2 separate regions of the Homo sapiens genome follow, and region 1 is linked to region 2. A link is an interaction called in ENCODE POLR2A ChIA-PET data of the cell type or tissue named here. Cell type or tissue: HCT116. All regions are shown on one strand.

The links. ChIA-PET counts read pairs that join two places held together with the same protein. Peaks named below come from ENCODE experiments on the same cell type or tissue, not always from the same donor. Only the 100,000 strongest peaks of a DNase experiment are listed, where the experiment ranks them.
Region 1: POLR2A ChIA-PET joins it to region 2 with 7 read pairs; 2 of 35 experiments call an interaction of 5 or more read pairs at or near these places.

The regions. Positions count from the first base shown.
Region 1 is chr20:773,618-777,617 of GRCh38, reverse strand. It overlaps a transcript of SLC52A3 not described here. Among named protein-coding and RNA genes, the nearest start is that of SLC52A3, 7.1 kb to the right of the region's middle. RefSeq lists an enhancer at 1,159-1,861. In HCT116, no CTCF peak of the experiment used is centred here; a DNase peak (open chromatin) is centred at 1,617; H3K4me3 peaks cover 1,198 bases.
Region 2 is chr20:969,074-973,073 of GRCh38, reverse strand. The region is part of intron 1 of RSPO4 (R-spondin 4); the gene reads left to right. Among named protein-coding and RNA genes, the nearest start is that of RSPO4, 31 kb to the left of the region's middle. RefSeq lists an enhancer at 473-1,190. In HCT116, no CTCF peak of the experiment used is centred here; no DNase peak of the experiment used is centred here.

The sequences.
Region 1 (4,000 bases), 200 kb after region 2:
AGAATTATTTGTAGAAGTCAATATGCACTGAGCATTTACTAGGTGTCAGAATCTGTGCAATATGTTTTACATCCATGGAGGCACCAATTTGAGTCTGCATTCACATCCTGGCCCTGCACTTACAGGCCGTAGCACTGTGAGCAACCACTTTTGTAAAGTTAATGAGAGGCCATCAGGCTGGGGAAAGAAGAGGAGCCTGGGTCCTCCTAAGGTGTAGACATAAATGATTGCCAGCCATTATTCTGGAGGTTATAAGATATGCAACTTCCCCAATTACTCCTGCAAATAACACCACTGTTGCAGGTTGGCCTTTTGAGATATCTTTCCAGTTGGTGTTTTTTTTTTGTTTTTTGTTTGTTTGTTTGTTTGTTTTTGTTTTATTGAGACAGAGTCTTGCTCTATTGTCCAGGCTGGAGTGCAACGGCGCGATCTCGGCTCACTGCAACCTCCGCCTCCCGGGCTCAAGCAATTCTCCTGCCTCAGTCTCTCCAGTAGCTGGGATTACAGGTGTCCGCCATCATGCCCGGCTAATTTTTGTATTTTTAGTGGAGACAGGGTTTCGCCATTTTGGTCAGGCTGGTCCTGAATTCCTGACCTCAGGTAATCCACCCGCCTCGGCCTCCCAAAGTGCTGGGATTACAGGCATGACCCACCACGCCCCGCCATCTTTCCAGGTTTTTTGCAGATTTGACACCCATGGCTCCACCTAAACCTGATGTCTCCACCAGGACCGCCAACCCTGCTCCTGTGGCCCCCCCCCCAAAAGCGATTCAGCCTGTAGGAGCACAGCTTCAACCCCCTATGATTTCATCTCCACCCCAACCAATCAGCAGCAAGCACCTGTTACCTGGCCACCCCCAACTCTTCCCCTATACTGCCTTTGAAAAACCCCTCACCTACAAGCTTTGAAGATGATTTGGGAACAAACTCATTTCCCCTGTGGCATGGCCAGCCTCATGGTCTTTCTTTATGCAGTGGGCAGAAAGAACCCCTCAGGTGGTTACAGTATTTGTCAGGGTAGCTCAGTGTGCATCAGAGACCAGTTCTGCCATATACAAGGTGTGTGACCTACACAAGGCTCTCGACTTCTCTGGGCCTGTTTCTTCATCTGGAAAATAGGGATAGTAATAGCATCTCTCCAAAAGGCCATGAAGATTAAATGCATTAATTTCTCTCAAGCCCCAAGAACATGCCTGACACTGAGTCAGCTCAGTGCACACTGGCAGTTAGGATTTCTGTCCTATGAAGAGGGCACTATTATTATCCCCGCTTTCCACATGACTTACTGAAGCACCAGTATTTGAACTGTTTTTGCTCCAGGGAACTCTCTTCCTGTGTGAAAGGAATTATGGAGATCTCAGGGTGATGCCAGAACCAACTGTTTGCACATAGCTTTTGTCAACTGGGGATCAACCCTCATGAAATCTGGGTGGCAGAGAGCCTCAATAAAGCAAGCCCTTTATTATACAGTTCTACCATCTGGATCCTCCTCCTAGCTGGGCTGTAGGGCAGATCAGAGACACATAGTAGGCGCCTGGTCTTGCCGGGAGCCACACCCACCCTCCGCCTGCCTTTCCCCGAGCTCTGGGCGGGGACAGCTTTATACAAAACGAGCTGCCTCTGGCCCCTCCCATGCAGAGCGGCTGGGGAACTGGACCAGCAGGTAAGTGGGCAAAGCGGGGCGGCTCAGGCCTGTGAGGGTGCAGCTGCAGCTACCAAGGCTGCCTGCTAGCTAGGAGCATGGGACACTGACCAGGATATGGCAGGGGCACTTATCTGGAGCCAGCAGGTGTCCCGTGGCCTTTCCCCTAGTTTCAGGCTGCCATGTCGGGAGAGTCCAAAGAGATAGGAGGGAAGAAAGGTTTCCTCCTCAGCTGGCATGTGGAGTCAGGACAGGCTGAGCCATCCAGGTGAAAGATCAAAGGGACAGGAGGGAAGAAAGGTTTCCTCCTCAGCTGGCATGTTGGAGTCGGGACAGGCTGAGCCATCCAGGTGAATTCCAGACCCCTGGTGCCTCCAGACCAAAAGGCTGGGCCCATGCTGGGTGTCATGGCTCACGCCTGTAATCCCAGCACTTCTGGAGACTGAGGCAGGTGAATCGCTTGAGCTCAGGGAGTTCAAGACCAGCCTGGGCAACGTGGCGAAACTCCATCTATACAAAAAATACAAAAATTACCCAGGTCGGACGTGGTGGCATGGGTTAATAGTCCCAGCTACTCAGAGGCTGAGGTGGGAGAATCGCATGAGCCAGGAAGGTTGAGGCTGCAGTGAGCTCAGATCATGCCACAGCACTTCAGCCTGGGTGACAGAGCGACATCCTGTCTTAAAAAAAAAAAAAAAAAAAAAAAAGACTGGGCCCCCACTGACTTTACCCAGGGCCATCTCCATGCTATCTCGGAACAACTTGACCAGGCTGAAGCCGCAGGAGCCTGGGAAGGAGGCTGGGAGTTGGGATGGACGTGGAGGGGAGGGGAACTGGCCTGGGGGAGGCTGCTCCACCAAGGTCAGCCCCATGGGAGGCCTGAAGCCCTTCCTGGCCTTGGGAGGGAGGAGAAGGGGGAAGAGAACTCACTGTCCGCTTCTACTGGCCAGGCTGAGCGCCTGTTATCTCATTCCCTTTTTCCTGGTCTGCTGAGCCCAGAAAGGCTGGGCATTCCCAGACCCTTTCACAGATGGAGAAACCAAGGCCTAGAGAGGGTGAGCAGCTGACCTGAGGTTGCACAGCCGGTGAGCACAGGCCTGAATGTCTGCCACAGCCTGAGATCAGGGGTGGGGCAGGGTTCGGGGAAGCACTATCTCCTCTCTGGGCCTTGGTTTCCCCACCTGTGCAATAGGGACATTGAGTTGGGATGAGTTTCAGGGGAACTCTGAGGTCCCAGCAACAAGAGGTAGAGATGGCCTTCTGCTACATGTGGCTGTGAACAGTGAGGGTGGCTGAGGCCAGGCTCCCAGCGCCCCAGCTGCCTCCTGCCTCCTGGCACCTCCCTGCCTCCCTCTCAGCCGCAGCTTCTCATTTTTCCCTGTCTCTGTGCCTCTGTTGTCCTTTCTCCCCATTTCTGCTTCTAGCTTTCGGTTCTTTCTGTCTCTTTGTCTCAGTCTCTTCTCTCTCACTCCCCTTCATCTCCCCCATCTCTCCCTGTGGGTTTTGTGGTTTTGACCTCTCAGCCTCCCTTCTTCATGGGCTCAAAGTCAGTCCATTCCTACCCACTCTCATGAGGGTGAGGCCAGGCCCTAAGTAGACGCCTACAGGCCTCACTAAGTTCTCCAGGAGCCTGGAACCCAGGAAAGAATTGGCTCAGACCCTTGCCCAGGAGTGAGATGTATCCAGTGTCAGGCTGCCACCTGGCACTGCCCCAGGGGTCACCCTGGCCAACACAACCCTCATAGCTGAGGCGGGTTTCCTCCAGTCTGGCCCACAGGGCTAGGTGCCTACCAGCTGGCAGATTATCCCTGCAGAGCGAGAACCCAGCCATGGTGCCAGGAGCTCAGGTGGCCCAGCCCGTGGCAAGCCAGATGGTCACCTGGGCACTGGGGGAGAGGACAAGCCCCCGCTCACATGGAGATTACACTCCAATGGGAGAGACCAGCGCTCAACAGATAGACACAGATAAACTCCCGTAACTGAGCTGGTGTCAGTAATACTTTGATGGAGGAAAACAGAGGGCAGGAGAATGTGGAGGGGGGCGGGGGACATTGGGTGGGATGGAAGCTGCCTGAGCTCCCTGGAGGAGATGGCCCAGCCCACACAATGACGGTGCACTGGCCCTGGTCAGAACCCCACTCCCAATTCTCTTCACTTTCTTGGGCTGGGGGCTCACAGCTTTTGATGCAAGAATGCAAAAGAGAAACCTTTGCCTGGAACTGATCCTTCTAGCTTCTCTATCTGTCGCCCACGCATTATGGGGCATCTTAACTGTCTCATGCGAAGCCTTAGGTTTCTGGTCTCTGGTGATCACATAAGGGGTCCTGGATCCTTGGGAAGCAGATATGTCTCAGAGCC
Region 2 (4,000 bases):
TTCTGTGTGACCCTGGACATGTCGTTTCACCTCCTTGATTCTCGGTTTTTCTCAGCTGCAAAATGGGCAGCAACGCCATGTCAGGGTGTGAGTCTGTGTCCACAGATTCGTTTTTCAGGAAATGCTACTTTGTTTTTCTGTAATTTAAATTAATTTGTAATTTGAAGTCCTATTCTGCCAGGTGATAAAGATCACCACAAGTCAACTGAGGGTCCCCTTGCTCTTTGGTAGTGGGGTCGCCTCTCAGGCCCAGTGGGCTTACACAGCGCCAAGGCACAGCGCAGGGCAACTTGGTCTCCACTGATATGACTCTGTGCTGCCTTGCATGGCGGAAAACCCGACATCATCAGTCAATGTGTGCGTCAGAAAGGCCCAGTGACCTAAACAAGATGGGCAATGCTTTCCTCCCTTCCCCAGGAAAGAATCTCGGCGGTGGGCAGCCCTGGGTTAATACAGCCACGCCAAGCTGTCTTTCTATAAGATCCCTCTGCCTCCTGGATCTGCCATGGCTCCACTCTTAAGCCTGCACTCCTGCAGGCATAAGGGAAAATGGGAGGAGAACAGTGCCAGCGTTTCCTAAGGGGCTGTACAGGGCATGCCCGCTCATATCCCATTGGTCAGGGCATAAGCACATGACCACATATAGCTGCAAAGGGCCTGGGAAATATAGTCTTAGAGGACATAAACTCCGCTTAATATCAGGGTTCCAGCCGGGCGCTGTGGCTCAGGCCTGTAATCCCAGCACTTTGGGAGTCTGAGACAGGAGGATTGCTTGAGCCCAGGAGTTTTAGACCGGCCTGGGAAACATGGTGAAACCATTTCTCTACAAAAAAATACACAGATTAGCTGGGCATGGTGGTGCACGCCTGTAGTCCTAGCTACTAGGGAGGCTGAGGAGGGAGGATTGCTTGAGCCCGGGAAGTCTAGGCTGCAGTGAGCCAAGGTCGTGCCACTGCACTTCAGCCTGGGGGGCAGAGCAAGACCTTGCCTCAAAAAATAAAATAAAAATCAGGATTCCACTACTGAGGATGAGGGGAGAGTGGACGAGGGGCAAAGTGTGCAGAGGCACGAGTCTCCACTGCTCTTGGAACCCGGGTCCCACGTCTTCAGAATTTGTCACCTTCCCCTGCTCAAGACCTCAGCTTGAGGATGGGACAGGGCTTGGGAGGGGAGCTAGTGGAGAAGGAGAAGAAAGAATGTAGGCCTCCTCCTGCCCCAGGACACAGTAGAGGCTAAATTCTTTTGTTCTTTATGCATTTTTAGGGTGAACTATTTCAAACCTACAGTCAAGAATTTAAAATAATATAATAAACATTTGTGTGCCATGATCCTGAATTCAGTGTTGGTTAGTCCCATGTCTTCTGCTCTGAATGCATATTTACAAGTCACAAATGCTACAAAATATTGCTTTGCAGGTCCTTGAACTTTATATAAATGGCTCTTACTATATGATTCATCGTGCACCTTGCTTTTTTCCTCTCAGCCCCGTCTTTGAGCTGTGCCCACAATGATAACTGTAGCTACCTCAGTCATTTATCATGGCTGGGTTGTGTATGTGGTATCTGGCTGTGGTGTATGAATATACCACAATGTATTTATCTATTCCTTTGGCAGAGGGTTAGCTTTTTGCAGTTGTTTGCTATTAAATAATGCTGCAATAAATATCTTTGTCTCTTTCTACACATATACAAGGGTTTCTCTAGGTCAGTGTTTCTGAGAGCATGGTCCCTGGACCAGCAGCATCAGCATCACCTGGGAACCTGTTAGAAATACAAATTCTCAGACCTACTGAATCAGACGTACCAGGGGTGGAACCCAGGGACCTATATTCTAACAAGCTCTCTAGGAGCTGCTGTTGTGCGCCAGAGTTTGAGAACTGCCGCTCTAGGGTATATACCAGAAGCTAAATTGTTACATTTAGAAGAGACATCAGGCCAGTCGTGGTGGCTCATGCCTATAATCCCAACACTTTGGGACCCTGAGGCAGGAAGATCACTTGAGGCCAGAGTTCAAGACCAGCCTGGGAAACAGAGAGAGACCATCTGTACAAAAGTTTTTAAAAAATTATCTTGGTGTGGTGGGACATGCCTGTAGTCCCAGCTACTTAGGAGGCTGAGGCAGGAGGATTGCTTGAGCCCAGGAATTTGAGGCTGCAGTGAGCTTAGGATCATGCCACTGCACTGGAGCCTGGGTGACAGAGCAAGATCCTGTCTTAACAAAACAAAACAAACAAAAAAACTTTTTAACACAAAAAGAAAAGAGACATCTCCAAATTTATTAGGTACTGCTAGATTTTTCCCCGAAGTTTACACTCCTATCTAAGGTGAAAAAGCGAAGGTTTCCTCTCATTCTTGCCAGCTCTGGGTAGTATCAGAATCTGAATCTTTTGCTGAGTGAGAAGTCCGGACTCTGCTAAATTCTCAGTGGATGTTCTTATTTCTCTGGCTCTGGGAATCTCCCTTACAACATCACACTTGCTCTCTGCCCTCAGATCCCTGCCAGGTATACAGCTCCAGAGGCACAAAAATCTTTATTCTGCTCTCCTGTTGCAGTTTCTTATCCCAGGGCAAGAAAATTGAGGGCAATGCCAACTTTGCTTGGGAACAGCATCCCAGGGTACACTTTAGTTACTGTGTGCTTCCGTACGACCCTGGATCAGTAAGCCTCCTGAGTTATAAGCAACAGAAAGAGGGTTATCAGCAGGATGTGGGGCCTCACCGAATCTAAGGAACAGAAGGTGAGGACTGGGGAAGTAGCAGTACTCATCCGAGAGCTGGAGCAGGGAGGAAGGAACAGAGGGACTGAGGGATGGAAGGGAGAGAGAAAGGCCTCAGCCAGGGCTGGGCAGAGAGCCTGCCCTGCCTCCACCATGAACCCCATTTCTGTGTGACCCTCACTCTTGTGTCCCACTCCCAGGACTGGAGTCACCAGAATGTGTATCTGACCGGGCTTTCGTTAGCTCTCACCTGCTGCCAACTTAAAGGAGGGCCAGAACTCTTTTGGTTTCTGTTCCAGGGGGAAGGTGCCAGGATGTGTTTCATCAGGACCTTGCACAATGGGGAATTCCTCTAAAAGGGAGATGGGGCACCAATAGGAAGAGGGGAGCATCTGAGAGCTGGAGAGCCAAGAATGTTTCCTGCCGGGTGGTCTTGGGGCTCAGGTGAATCAAGGTGTATAACCGGATTATTAACCAGTCTGACCCTAATGACATATAAACATGAAACCATTTACTGTTTCCCCAATTGCTGCCTCTCAAAAGCTGCCCTATCCTTTCCTGTCACTTAGTGACACCTGGTCATTTTCTGACTCTCCCCCACCTCCTACTCCCAGTGGTCTCCCCTGCTGCCTCTTACTGCTGGGGCACCTCCCAGCAACCAGCCTTCTTGTGCCAGGCAGCAGGAATACCACCTAAGCCTGGCTGCTCCCAAGGTGCCCCTTACCACTGAGAACTCCCTCACACGTGCCGGGAAGGATGTGCAGGCTCTTCTATCACACTCTTCCCCTCAGCTCTGCCCTTCTGTCTCCTGGTCTCCTTTCTCTGTTCAAAGAGGAATGGGAAGGGGGCAGATTCGCAGGGCTATGGACATGAGTTTATGTCCAAGCAGGGCATGAGATGCTGGCACCTTCTTGCAGGCACCCCCTGTCTTTGTGAGTTTCTCTGGCATCTCCTCACTTCGTTGGCAGGGTTGGGAACAGAGGAAAAGTCACAGCACCACAACTCACTTCCCTAGGCTGTCCACTTCTTTTTATTTTCTTCTTTATTGGAAACATGGCTTCACTCTGTCTCTCCGACTGGAGTACAGTGGCACAAACACAGCTCACTGCAGCCTTCCCCGCTCAGGCGATCCTCCCACCTTAGCCTCCCAAGTAGCTGGGACTACAGGTGTGTGCCACCATACCCGGCTAATTTTTGTATTTTTTGTAGAGACAGGGCCTCGCCATATTGTCCAGGCTGGTCTCAAACTCCTGGACTCAAGCAATTCTCCCATCTTGGCCTCCC